Regions from separate parts of the Mus musculus genome. Here region 1 is linked to region 2. A link is a contact called in ENCODE Hi-C or POLR2A ChIA-PET data. All regions are on one chromosome and are shown on one strand. Each heading gives the region's core, a stretch centred on a gene start or an enhancer-like site at or near the end of the contact. The rest is flanking DNA. Distances are from core to core; before and after follow the strand shown. Region 1 holds the start of Atf6b (activating transcription factor 6 beta). Region 2 holds the start of Agpat1 (1-acylglycerol-3-phosphate O-acyltransferase 1 (lysophosphatidic acid acyltransferase, alpha)).

Region 1 (5,383 bases), core at 1,313-3,812, 41 kb after region 2:
TACCACTGCTCTCTCTTCCTCAGCCCAAGTTTCCCATTTCTGGCCTTTTTACATTTTGACTAAACCAGTCAGCCAGATCTTTGTCAACCTCGGTTCGATTTGGCTAATTCTATTGCTTAGGTCTAGTCCGGTTGCTAAGGTATGGCGCTTCACGGTTGCTAGGGAAATGGCGTCACCATAGAGGCGGGACAAGGAACCTCTTCGTGCTCCTGATTGGCCGTCGTGTTAGGGACTAGCTTCTCCGTCTCTGAGGGCTCGAGAGCTGATAGAGACTCTCAGCTGCTCCCAGGCTGCCCTTCCAGGCCTCAACATCATACACAATGCAACAACTGTGACTTAGGCCGTCCTGCTATGCTCCTTGGTCTCTCAGGTACTTTTTGACCCGGTCAAGTGCCCATAGTTGGGGCGACTACCCGAACCATGGGGAATTACAGAATTTATAGTTCTAAACTAGACCTGGGTGGATTCTAGCTTGGGAAGGGGGGAAAAAAAGGAGAAACTTTTAGCACTACGAGGAGTCTTAACTAGGAATTCTGGAATTTACATGGTTTCGGTTTTTTGTTTGTTTGTTTGTTTGTTTTTTTCACCTGCTCAGGTCTGAACTACACTTGACCCATCACTTTCCAGACTAAACTGTTCTTTCCTTTATCTGTTGTGGAAGGGATCAGGAGATCCAATGGAGACCTCACCTATCAGCCCAATGAACGAGAAGAACACCGCTCAGCCGCAGCAGCGGGAAGAGAACGCCCAGCAAATCTTAAATACAGCCATTCCGTTTAGGCAGCGGTCCCCAGGTCTTCTCCCTGAAGCCCTGAAGGTGGGAGTGAGACCGGATCCAGCCAATCAAATTGTAGAGACTCAAGAGATTGAACATCCCGTGGCTGGATTTGAAGGTGACTCTGATCAATTTCAAGTCTCAACCAATGAGATGGCAGAGCACCTCCAAGCTTCTGATCTTTGGTACTGTCCTGATGGGAGTTTTGTAAAGAAGATCATAGTCCCTGGCCATGGCTTAGACAAACCCAAGCTAGGCTCCAAATGCCAAGTGTTGGCTTTGGGATTTCCTTTTGGATCTGGGATGCCAGAGGGCTGGACAGAACTAACCATAGGCATAGGACAATGGAGGGAAAAAATGTGGGGGGAACTCATGGAAAAATGCCTGGAGTCTATGCGTCAAGGTGAGGAGGCAAAGATTCACCTTCCTGGATCCTCTGCACCTCTTGCTAAACTCAGACTGGATTCCTTCACCAATGGCCGGGACTCCTGGGAGATGGAGGCTATGGAGAAGGAGGCTCTGGCCAAAGAAGAACACAGAAGGGGTACAGAACTGTTTCGAGCTGGGAACCCTCAAGGGGCTGCCCGATGCTATGGACGGGCTCTCCGACTGCTGCTGACGTTGCCCCCACCCGGCCCTCCCGAACGAACTACCCTTTATGCCAATCTGGCTGCCTGCCAGTTGCTGCTAGGACACCCCCAGTTGGCAGCCCAGAGCTGTGACCGAGTGCTGGAGCGGGAGCCGGGCCATTTAAAGGCCTTATACCGAAGGGGGGTTGCTCGGGCTGCCCTCGGGGACTTGGAAAAAGCCACTGCTGATTTCAAGAAAGTGCTAGCAGTAGATCCCAAAAACCGTGCAGCGAAAGAGGAGCTGGGGAAGGTGGTCATTCAGGGAAGGAAACAGGATGCAGGGCTGGCTCGGGGACTGCGCAAGATGTTTAGCTGATTAAAGGAGACAGGAACCCGCGAACTGTGGTCTGTGTTGTGGAATTTTCAAGGGCCCCGAAGGAAGTTGTTTGAACTCGTATCTCGTTCTGACCTACAGGGAGTTAGCGACGGTGTCAGTGAGCCACTTGGTGGAGGGAGTCCCGGGAAGCGTATCCACCTCCGAGGATAGGAGAGGTTGTCTATTTGGGACTGGCTGTGGCAAACGCCAGAACTTCCGGATGTCAGGGAGTTGCATCCCAGGGAGGTGGAGTTACAAGTGGTTGCGTGTCGCCAGGTGTGGGTGCTGAGAATGTAATCCAGACCCTTATAAGAGCAACAAGCACTTTCCTTTTGGGTGGGAGGGTTTGAGACAGGGCTTCTCTGTGTAACAACCCTGGCCGTCCTGGAGCACACTTTGTAGACCAGGCTGAGATCCGCCTGCCTCTGCCTCCTGAGTGCTGGGATTAAAGGCGTGCACCACTACCGCCTAGTCGCAATAAGCAATATTAAACTGCTGAGCCATCTCTTATCCTAAATGCTGGAACTTTGCTCATTCGTTTATTCATTAATAATTCATTCATTATGCGTGTGCCTTCATGAGTTTATGGGCACCACATGGGTGCAGATGTTTGCGGACAACTGCTCAAGCATGAACACTCTAGCCCAGATGCCGGAACCCTAAGTGCTAGGAACTACATTTCCCACAATGCTAGTTTCTGGGGCCTGTACGGCGCACGCACAGTCTCGCCTGGATCGGTAAAGCGGCTGACCCGTGCCATTGGCCCGGCATGCACAGTCATTGCTCCTTCGTGTCACGTGTTCACCAACTAAGCCTCTGACTGGTCATCAGGACTTCCGGGACGCCGGTTTTCCTCAGCGAGCTCATGGATTTGCCGCGGCCGGGAGGAGGCGGGCCGGGGAGCCGGCTCATGGTGGGGGGTGGGGGGAAGATGGCGGAGCTGATGCTCCTCAGTGAGATCGCCGACCCGACGCGCTTCTTCACCGACAACCTGCTGAGTCCGGAGGACTGGGGTGCGCGGAGTGGGGCCCCGGGGGAGGAGCGGGCTGAGGCTCGCCATGGGCCCGAGGCACGCGGGAAGGCAGCAGAGGGTGAACGAGGAAGGCTGGGCGGACGCCGAGCCCATCCTCCGAGGGAGAGCGCAGCGGGACTCGCGCTTCCCCGGGATGCGGGAGGAGGGAAGACCTTGGTCTCCCGTGGGAGCACGGGGCTGCCCGGGGTCAGGGGAGAGGGGCTGGACGCCTTAGGGTGTAAGGCTGAGCGAGTGGGCGGGCGGTGGGTCTGGCCCGGCCGAGCCAATGAGGGATGGAGCCGGGGCTGGCGTGCCACCCTCCTGACACGCGGGCCTCCATGCAGACAGCACCTTGTACAGTGGCCTGGATGAAGTGGCCGAGGAGCAGGCACAGTTGTTCCGTTGCGTGGAGCAGGATGTCCCGGTATTGCTACCTCAGAGTTTCTCTTATGACCCTTGGTGGTGGGAGGGCGACCCCAAACTTGGAGTCATTGCCAAGCCACAGAGCTCATCAGGGTGTCACCCCTGCTCATGTTAAACTCGAAAATTTCGAGGAGAAAGACCAGTTTCAAAAGTCCATTGGTCTAATTGGCTCAAGTTTTATTTTAGAGGCGCACCCGGGACTAGCCAACTAAGTCAGGATTTTAGAGAGCAGCCCCTTCTGGCCTTTTGGGATCCTTCTTATGGGGTACAGATAAAAGACTGACAGCTGTGTGTCTACAGGGGCGAGAATAGGTGGTTAGTGGTTGTTAGTAAAATACAACGAAAGCAAAAGAGAAACATTTTTTTCTGTAAACTATGGAGCCTTGACACAGTGGGCGTCTTAATTTGCAAGCTGTGTCGCTCCTGTTTTGCTGTCGTACTTTCTCACCTTCCTGCCCGCTAATATGTCCCACTGCTTAGTTTGACAGCAGCTCTCTGGATGTGGGGATGGATGTCAGCCCCCCTGAGCCCCCTTGGGACCCTCTACCCATCTTCCCAGGTAAGGCGCCCTTAGGATTCCCCTCATCTTTCCAAATGCCCTTCTCTTCCCACTGCTTCCCAGAAACTAACATCCCTGTGTGCTCCTCCCTGTGATCCCTGGGGTGTTGTCTGCCCTTACTCTCCTGCCCCACCTCAGCACCACGCTACAGGCAATGCTAGGCTCTGCTCCTCCGTTACTCATTTCTGCAGTGTTGGTTTGGCACAGGCAAGACATGGTCTCAGCCCCGAGCCTCGTCCCCAGCCTCCCTGCTTACCTCGGAACTTTTCTCCCCCCCAGATCTTCAGGTGAAGTCCGAGCCATCCTCTCCCTGCTCGTCCTCCTCCCTCAGCTCAGAGTCCTCACATCTTTCCACAGAGCCCCCCAGCCAGGTGAGAGCCATCTCCCCTCTGGTTCTCTGTGGCTCCTCTCATAGGTGCTGAGGTACTGTTTGTGTGCTGTGAGTCATGAGGCGGGTGGCAGTCTCTTTTTAGTCACCGTCCCCTCGCTTTCTGCCCTTCTGGTCTGGTTGTATAGAAGGGAAGACAGGGGCCTTTTGAACATGCAGAGAGACGGCAGGTGAAGGGCTTGGGAAAACAGTTGATGAACGGCTGAGACTTTGCAAACTGTTCTTGCCCAGGCCTCCCACTGTAATTCGATATTTGTGATCATGAGAAGATAATCGAACAAAGAGCCTGGGCAGGCTAGGCGGCGTGTCAGGACCACTTAGCGCAGGGCACATTTGTTTGGAGGGCTGGAAGCTCTGGGGTCTTCGTTCTTACTCTTCTTGGTTTCTTTCCCTCATTCCTTCCACCTCCCTGCACCACCCTGCCTCTCACAGGTCCCTGGTGTAGGCGAGGTGCTGCATGTGAAGATGGAGTCCCTGGCACCCCCACTCTGCCTGCTGGGGGATGATCCAGCATCCCCCTTTGAAACGGTCCAGATCACTGTGGGCTCTGCCTCTGATGATCTTTCAGGTAATCACAGCTTGTCACTGACCTTGTGCCTGCCAGGGTCCAGGTGGGGGTGGTGCACATCTTGAACCCCAGCACTCGGGAGGCAGAGGCCAGAGTACAGAGAGAAACAACCTCCAAATAAAAAAGGAAGTGAAACCATAGAAACAATAGTACTGAAAGCGAGGACGTGAGAAGTGTTGTGCCAGCACACGGGAGGCAGGCCGGCCTGGTCTACACACTGAGTTCCAGGACAGCCAGGGCTGCACAGAGAGACCCTGTGATGAAAAGCAAAAACACAAAAACGAAAGAAACAAACCAAAAATAAAATAAGAGCAAAACCCTCCAGAGGGGAGGGGGCTGGAGAGACGGCTCGGTGGTTAAGGGTACTCACTGGCCGCTCTCCCAGAGGACCCAGGTTCAATTGCCAGTGCCACGTGGTGGCCCACAAGTGTCTATGCCTCTAGTTCAGGGGGTCGTCTTCTGGCCTTGTGCACTTCCAAATGCGTCTGCGCATGAAATAAAGACCTCTGTGTGAGCTCTGTGACTGCTGAGCTGCCTTGGCTCGGAAGCCTGCCCCATCGGTGCACAGGGTCTGTGAGAGAGAAGTAAAGACGGAAGGGGAGAAGGCAGCATGTGTGCGTGTGTGTGTGTGTGTGTGTGTGTGTGTGTGTGTGACAAGTTAGGGAAGCTGCTGAAGTGAGAGGAGGGTCGAGGTGGGAGGAGCCTTAGAGCCT
Region 2 (4,977 bases), core at 2,458-4,957:
TTACACACCGGGCATTCTTGCCGGTCTGGCCGGGTCTCCAGCCACTGCAAAGGAAATATGAAGTGTTTTCAAGTACAAAGAGCATCTCGGAGCTCCTTGACCCTCCCTGTTTCCCAGTCCACCTCATGAACACATACCTGGTGAAGACAGGGCCAACTGGATGAAAAACAAACAAAAAGCACACGTCAAACTACAGAAGAGAGCTGCAGACCCCAGAACATGGAAGCCCACCCACCACCTGTCTCCCAGGCACTGCTGCTCTACTGCTCCATTTCTCTCCATATTCCCAACAGCTTCTAGCATACTTGCTAACTTGACTTTTCCAGCTTCTTGCCTTTGATACTTGACATTTAAAGGTACTCACATTGGGTCCTCAACATCCTCCACACATTTGATCCTTTTCTCTCTTCCGGTGTCTCCTCTCTGTCTCTCCCTGTCTGTCTCCCTCTACACACACACACACACACACACACACACCTTCAACCTCCCCCTTTCTGCCTCCGAACTTGACTTCCCAATTCAACAGGTTTCCTTTCAGCCTGAACTCCATTCTTGCTCCTAATCCTCCAGACTCCCATGGTTTTCAGACACCCACATTGTTCCTCTCCTCCTTACTTCAAGCTCAGTAAAACCCCTCTCTCCATGACCCTTCACCCTCTCCATCTTGTCCTTACACAATGCCATTGTCTTCAGGTTTGACAAATCACCCCCTCCCACATCTCATCTTAATATGACCCACATCTAGGTCCATAGTCCCTAGATCTTCCCTCCTCCTCCGACAGGCACATCCCCTAAACTGAAAAGTCTCTCATCTATTTTATCTCAACACCTGGGTAGGTCTAACGGGGTACTGTGGTTCAGGTCTCGAATGGAGGAATATGCAGCGTCCCCCATTTCCCATTCCTCCTCATAACATACCATGCACCAGCTCATAGGACCCTCCCTGGAAAGATATCTCATTTGCACAGATGTGACCCTTCCCGCACCCCCACCCCATCTACATACATCAGCAAAGACACAAGTCCTCACTTTAGGCCTCCCCTACGTGTATGTGGGGAGGTGGGGTGGGACATATGCCCTCTGGTCATCTGAAAAAAACTGCATGGTCCCCGCTCTCGGCCTCCCCAGCACAAAGACGAACCCCGCCGCCTCACCCCAAGCCCCTGACTCGGATTCTCACCAATACAGGTGGCCACACACGCTGACCACAGCTTCGCGAGCTGTCTCCAGACATATATTACATTCGAAGGTCGCGCTCGCCCCGCCCCGCTCGCGATTTGGCCCTTCGGGGCCCCCGTCTTCTTCCTCCGCTGCTGCCATGGCAAGTTCTGCTTCGCCCCCACGTAGCCCTCAGTACCCCCAGGCACACACACATATACACTAACACAGGGCACACACACAGGCACACACACACTCACGCCCCAACAAAGCAGGTCCGCCTTCGGCCCAGGATCGTTGGGCAAACTTCAAGTTTTTCTCATCATTATTGGTCGAGGTACCTGCCAATCATATAGAATTCAAAGGACACGATTGATCCAAAGAGTGGGGGCGGAAAAAGGTGTGTGTGGGGCCCCTACCCTTGCACGATGATGATTGGCTGATAGGGCTTCAGTAACTATGCACTGCCGAGGGATTGGTCATAATGAGCTAGGCCTGTGTTGTCACTCAGCTAAAGAGGCTTTGATTCGTCAGTTCAGCTGCCAGTCATAACCAAAGCTCAGAAGGGATTGGCTCAGGCCTACAGAACTCGCCCACCATAAGCCTCTTTTTTTCCTTCTCTTCCTCTTTCTTAGAAGGTCCGGGTTCCTATTGGACTTTAGAGCGAATGGTTCCAAATCAAATGATTGGCTGGCATGACACGGAAGAATGAGCATGCGCAATAAGCGGGGGGGGGGGGCGTGGAATAGGCCAACCCAGACGAAGGCGGTGTCGACTCCAGTCCCGCCCCTTCACTCGCTCTCTCTCGTCACCATGGCAACCCCTCCGCTATTGGCGGGGCCTTAGGTTCAAAGGCCTCGACTCGGCCTTATCCGGGTCTTTCCGCCCGGACTCTCTCCGCTTGATTGGGCGGTTTACTCCGCCGCTGATTGGCCGAGATCTGGAGAGACGGTGCAGAGCTAAGGGGGGAGGGGGAAGGGCAGAAGTACCAGGGTCGCAGGGTTCAAGATGGCTCCGGCCTCCTTGGGTGACGTAGAGGGAAGACCTTGGGTCCGCCCCTCCCTCTCGGAGAAGCGGGGAGCAGAGCTGGGGTTAGCCCGACGCGTGGATGGTGCGGCCGTCGGTCTGTGGCGCCGGTGTTAACCCCACTCTCTCGGTTGGACGACTTAGCCTCTCTAGGTGATTCTCACAGCAGGACCGAGCCAAAGGCCCACCGTTGTAATGTGACACAGCAGACCACAGTGGACCCCCACTCCGTCCTAAACCTTACAAGCAGAAAAGGACTGGTTCCACCCTCTTGGGAGTGGGCGCCCAAAGGACAGAGGCCGACCCCTAGGTGACCCGCCGTAGAATGGGGTAGATCCGCCCCTTCCTTGTAGTTTGCCCTGCATAGATTTGGATCTTTTTCCTGGCTGGACGGCTGGCAGCTAGGGCCTTTCCAGCACTCAGTGACCCTCACTATGGCCCAAGGCCCAGAATTAGGTAACAGTCCTCGCATTCGCAAGGGCTCTTCACCAAGCCATGTAAATCACCCAGGGCAAAGGTGTCCATGGGCGGGAGACGAGAACACGCTAGCTAAGGATTATTCAATACCTTGATAAAGGACCTGTGTGACTGAGGAATAAAGAAAGGTGAGAAGCTGGGACTCTCTATAGGAGGAGGTACGGAGAAGCGAGGATCTGGAGTATTGAAGAGGTTTAGATGCAGAATAGGCGAATAGGAGGTAGGAACGATGGACTCGTCCAGAGTGTGAAGAGGGAAGTAGGGTTTGGCCAGTTAGATACGCGGCACATCCCACCATTTTATCACCCTTAGGAAGCAGTGTTTTATTGCTCGAATTCCATCGAAAGGACTTAGCTTCTTACAGGTCTCAGCTATAGCCTCAAACTCGGATACTCTTGCCCGAGGCTCTCATGTACTGCTGTTAACAAGCATACACCACCAAAAGCCAGCGGCCAGATCGTGTGTGTGTGTGTGGGGGGGGGGGGAGTGGTTGGCTCAGATTGGGTGAATGAAGAACTAGGAAAGTACTAAGTAGGAAAACAAGGTTGAAAGGGAGAGAAGGTCAGAGGGCTCCTTTATCTTTAAAGACTAAAGGTGGGTGGAGGAGATGGAGACCCGGGACAAAGGGCAAGTGGACAGAAAGCTGGAGAGCTATTCAGGGAAAGCCCGAGGCCTGAGCAGAAAAAGGTGAGCCTACTGCTTGAATTCAGAAGGTACTTCATAAACGTTTGTGATTGAATGGGAGACAGGAAAGGCAGGAGGAAGTGTTTGGGGATCCTAGAGTTACATAGCGCTGGGGTTCAAAGAAAGGCAACGGGTTCAGAGAGCGTGCGAGCGAAGCTAGACGGGGCAGAGGAATAGAGCAGCGAGGGAGCCGGGGTCACCGGTGCTGAAACCGGTGGCCCGAGCGATGAGGCTGACCGAGGCCGCGAGCGCCACTGAGCTCCCTGGGGCGGGGCCAGCGAGAGGCCCGGCAGGCATGGGGAGGAGATGCGGGTCTCTGAAGAGGCGATTGGCGAGGCCCGCTGCCCATCATAGACCCCCACTTCCTGGCCAGCCCCGGAAGTCAGCAGGCGCTGGGAGGGGTGGGGGAGATAGCGGCGGCAGTAGCCCCGACCCTCAGAGAGCCGGCAGGGAGGGAGGGAGGGTGTCGGGGGTACTGCCCCCCACCATTCCTACCGATATGGGCCCAGCTTCCCACTCCCACCACCCCTCCATCGGCCGGGGCTAGGACATCCCCAAATCCTGTCGCCCCCTTGGCACCGACACCGAGACAGAGATACAGCCAGCCGCCACCACCGTTGCCGCAGCCTGGCTGGGGAGGGGGCCCGTCCCCCAGGCTCCCCGCCCCATTGAGGTGTGGGCGGGAAGGGGGTGGGAGGCTGTGGGAGGAGGGGGCCGAGAGGCACGGGGATGGGGAGAGATGGGGCCGGGAGGGCCGGCTGGGGACAGGGTTGCTGGGGAGAGGGGCCTGAGCGGAAGAATGGGAGCGACGAAGGCTGGGAACAGGCTCCGAGGTTGGGGGCCTTGCTCAGAGTGCAGAGGCGGGCGAGAGGAGGGATGGGAACTCGGAATTTGGGACGGGGGTGTGGACAAGGGGACGAGTCTTGAAAAGGGGATTCCCTTCGGGTTTCCCAGCCCTTCTGCTGCTTTTTGGCCCCACATGACTTCTGGGTGGCGGTGAGAAGGCCAGGACTGCTTCCTAGGAATTGCTGTCAGGCACCCGCTAACCTCTCACACGGAAGCAGCACTGATCTGGAAGCGGCCTTCCACCCAGAGCCCCTCACTAGCACACGAGTGGCCTGTGGGAGGTCCGGCGCCTTGGATAGGATGCCCGGCTTCTGTGCAGCCCTGTGCTGTGCTTTCCATGGGCTGTAGAGAATGACGTTTAAAACCCCATCAGAATGGCTATCCGCTTTCACGCCCATTGCCCCAAGTTCAGTTTGTGACACGCTCCAGGGTCAAATCTGTGTGAGGACTTGGTATGTTTCACCTGTTGGGTGTTTCCGTGCGGCCTACCTGCCCTGGGGCTTCCCGTTTGCCTTAGCTTGGTCCCTCAGCCTCACAGGTGTTCAGTTCCAGAGGGTGCAGGGTTCTTCTGCCTGTGGGGTTCAGTGGTTCAGCCCTGTGACCACAGTAACCTGTTTAGTAGGTGTGGCTCTCACCAAAGATCTGCATGGTGTGACGACACATCGATGTGGCACAACGGTGGCATGTACTGGTTGCACCTGCCATTTATTTTGTAAATTCGTTGTCGGTGTGATTGATTGATTGTATGCTCATTAACCCATTTGCCATTCCAATGTGTTTATGGAT

The links. Hi-C counts contacts between places; a loop is a spot of excess contacts on that map. ChIA-PET counts read pairs that join two places held with the same protein, here RNA polymerase II (POLR2A).
Region 1: POLR2A ChIA-PET joins it to region 2 with 84 read pairs in Patski. The contact joins the promoter of Atf6b here to the promoter of Agpat1 in region 2. A Hi-C loop is called at or near these places in 2 of 37 maps with a recorded cell type or tissue (adrenal gland and left cerebral cortex). POLR2A ChIA-PET finds 5 or more read pairs at or near these places in 4 of 5 experiments (Patski and embryonic stem cell).

What each region holds. Positions count from the first base shown.
Region 1 is chr17:34,644,584-34,649,966 of GRCm38, forward strand. It overlaps Atf6b (activating transcription factor 6 beta), which reads left to right and starts at 2,563. Exons shown (of 18, transcript NM_017406.4): 1 at 2,563-2,733; 2 at 3,077-3,156; 3 at 3,636-3,714; 4 at 3,994-4,085; 5 at 4,535-4,670. The coding sequence starts at 2,631. It overlaps Fkbpl (FK506 binding protein-like), which reads left to right and starts at 231. Exons shown (of 2, transcript NM_019873.3): 1 at 231-370; 2 at 662-2,234. The coding sequence starts at 677. The coding sequence ends at 1,720.
Region 2 is chr17:34,602,154-34,607,130 of GRCm38, forward strand. Agpat1 (1-acylglycerol-3-phosphate O-acyltransferase 1 (lysophosphatidic acid acyltransferase, alpha)) reads left to right here and starts at 3,708. Exons shown (of 7, transcript NM_001163379.1): 1 at 3,708-4,018. It overlaps Rnf5 (ring finger protein 5), which reads right to left and starts at 1,408. Exons shown (of 6, transcript NM_019403.3): 1 at 1,181-1,408; 2 at 138-156; 3 at 1-44. The coding sequence starts at 1,320.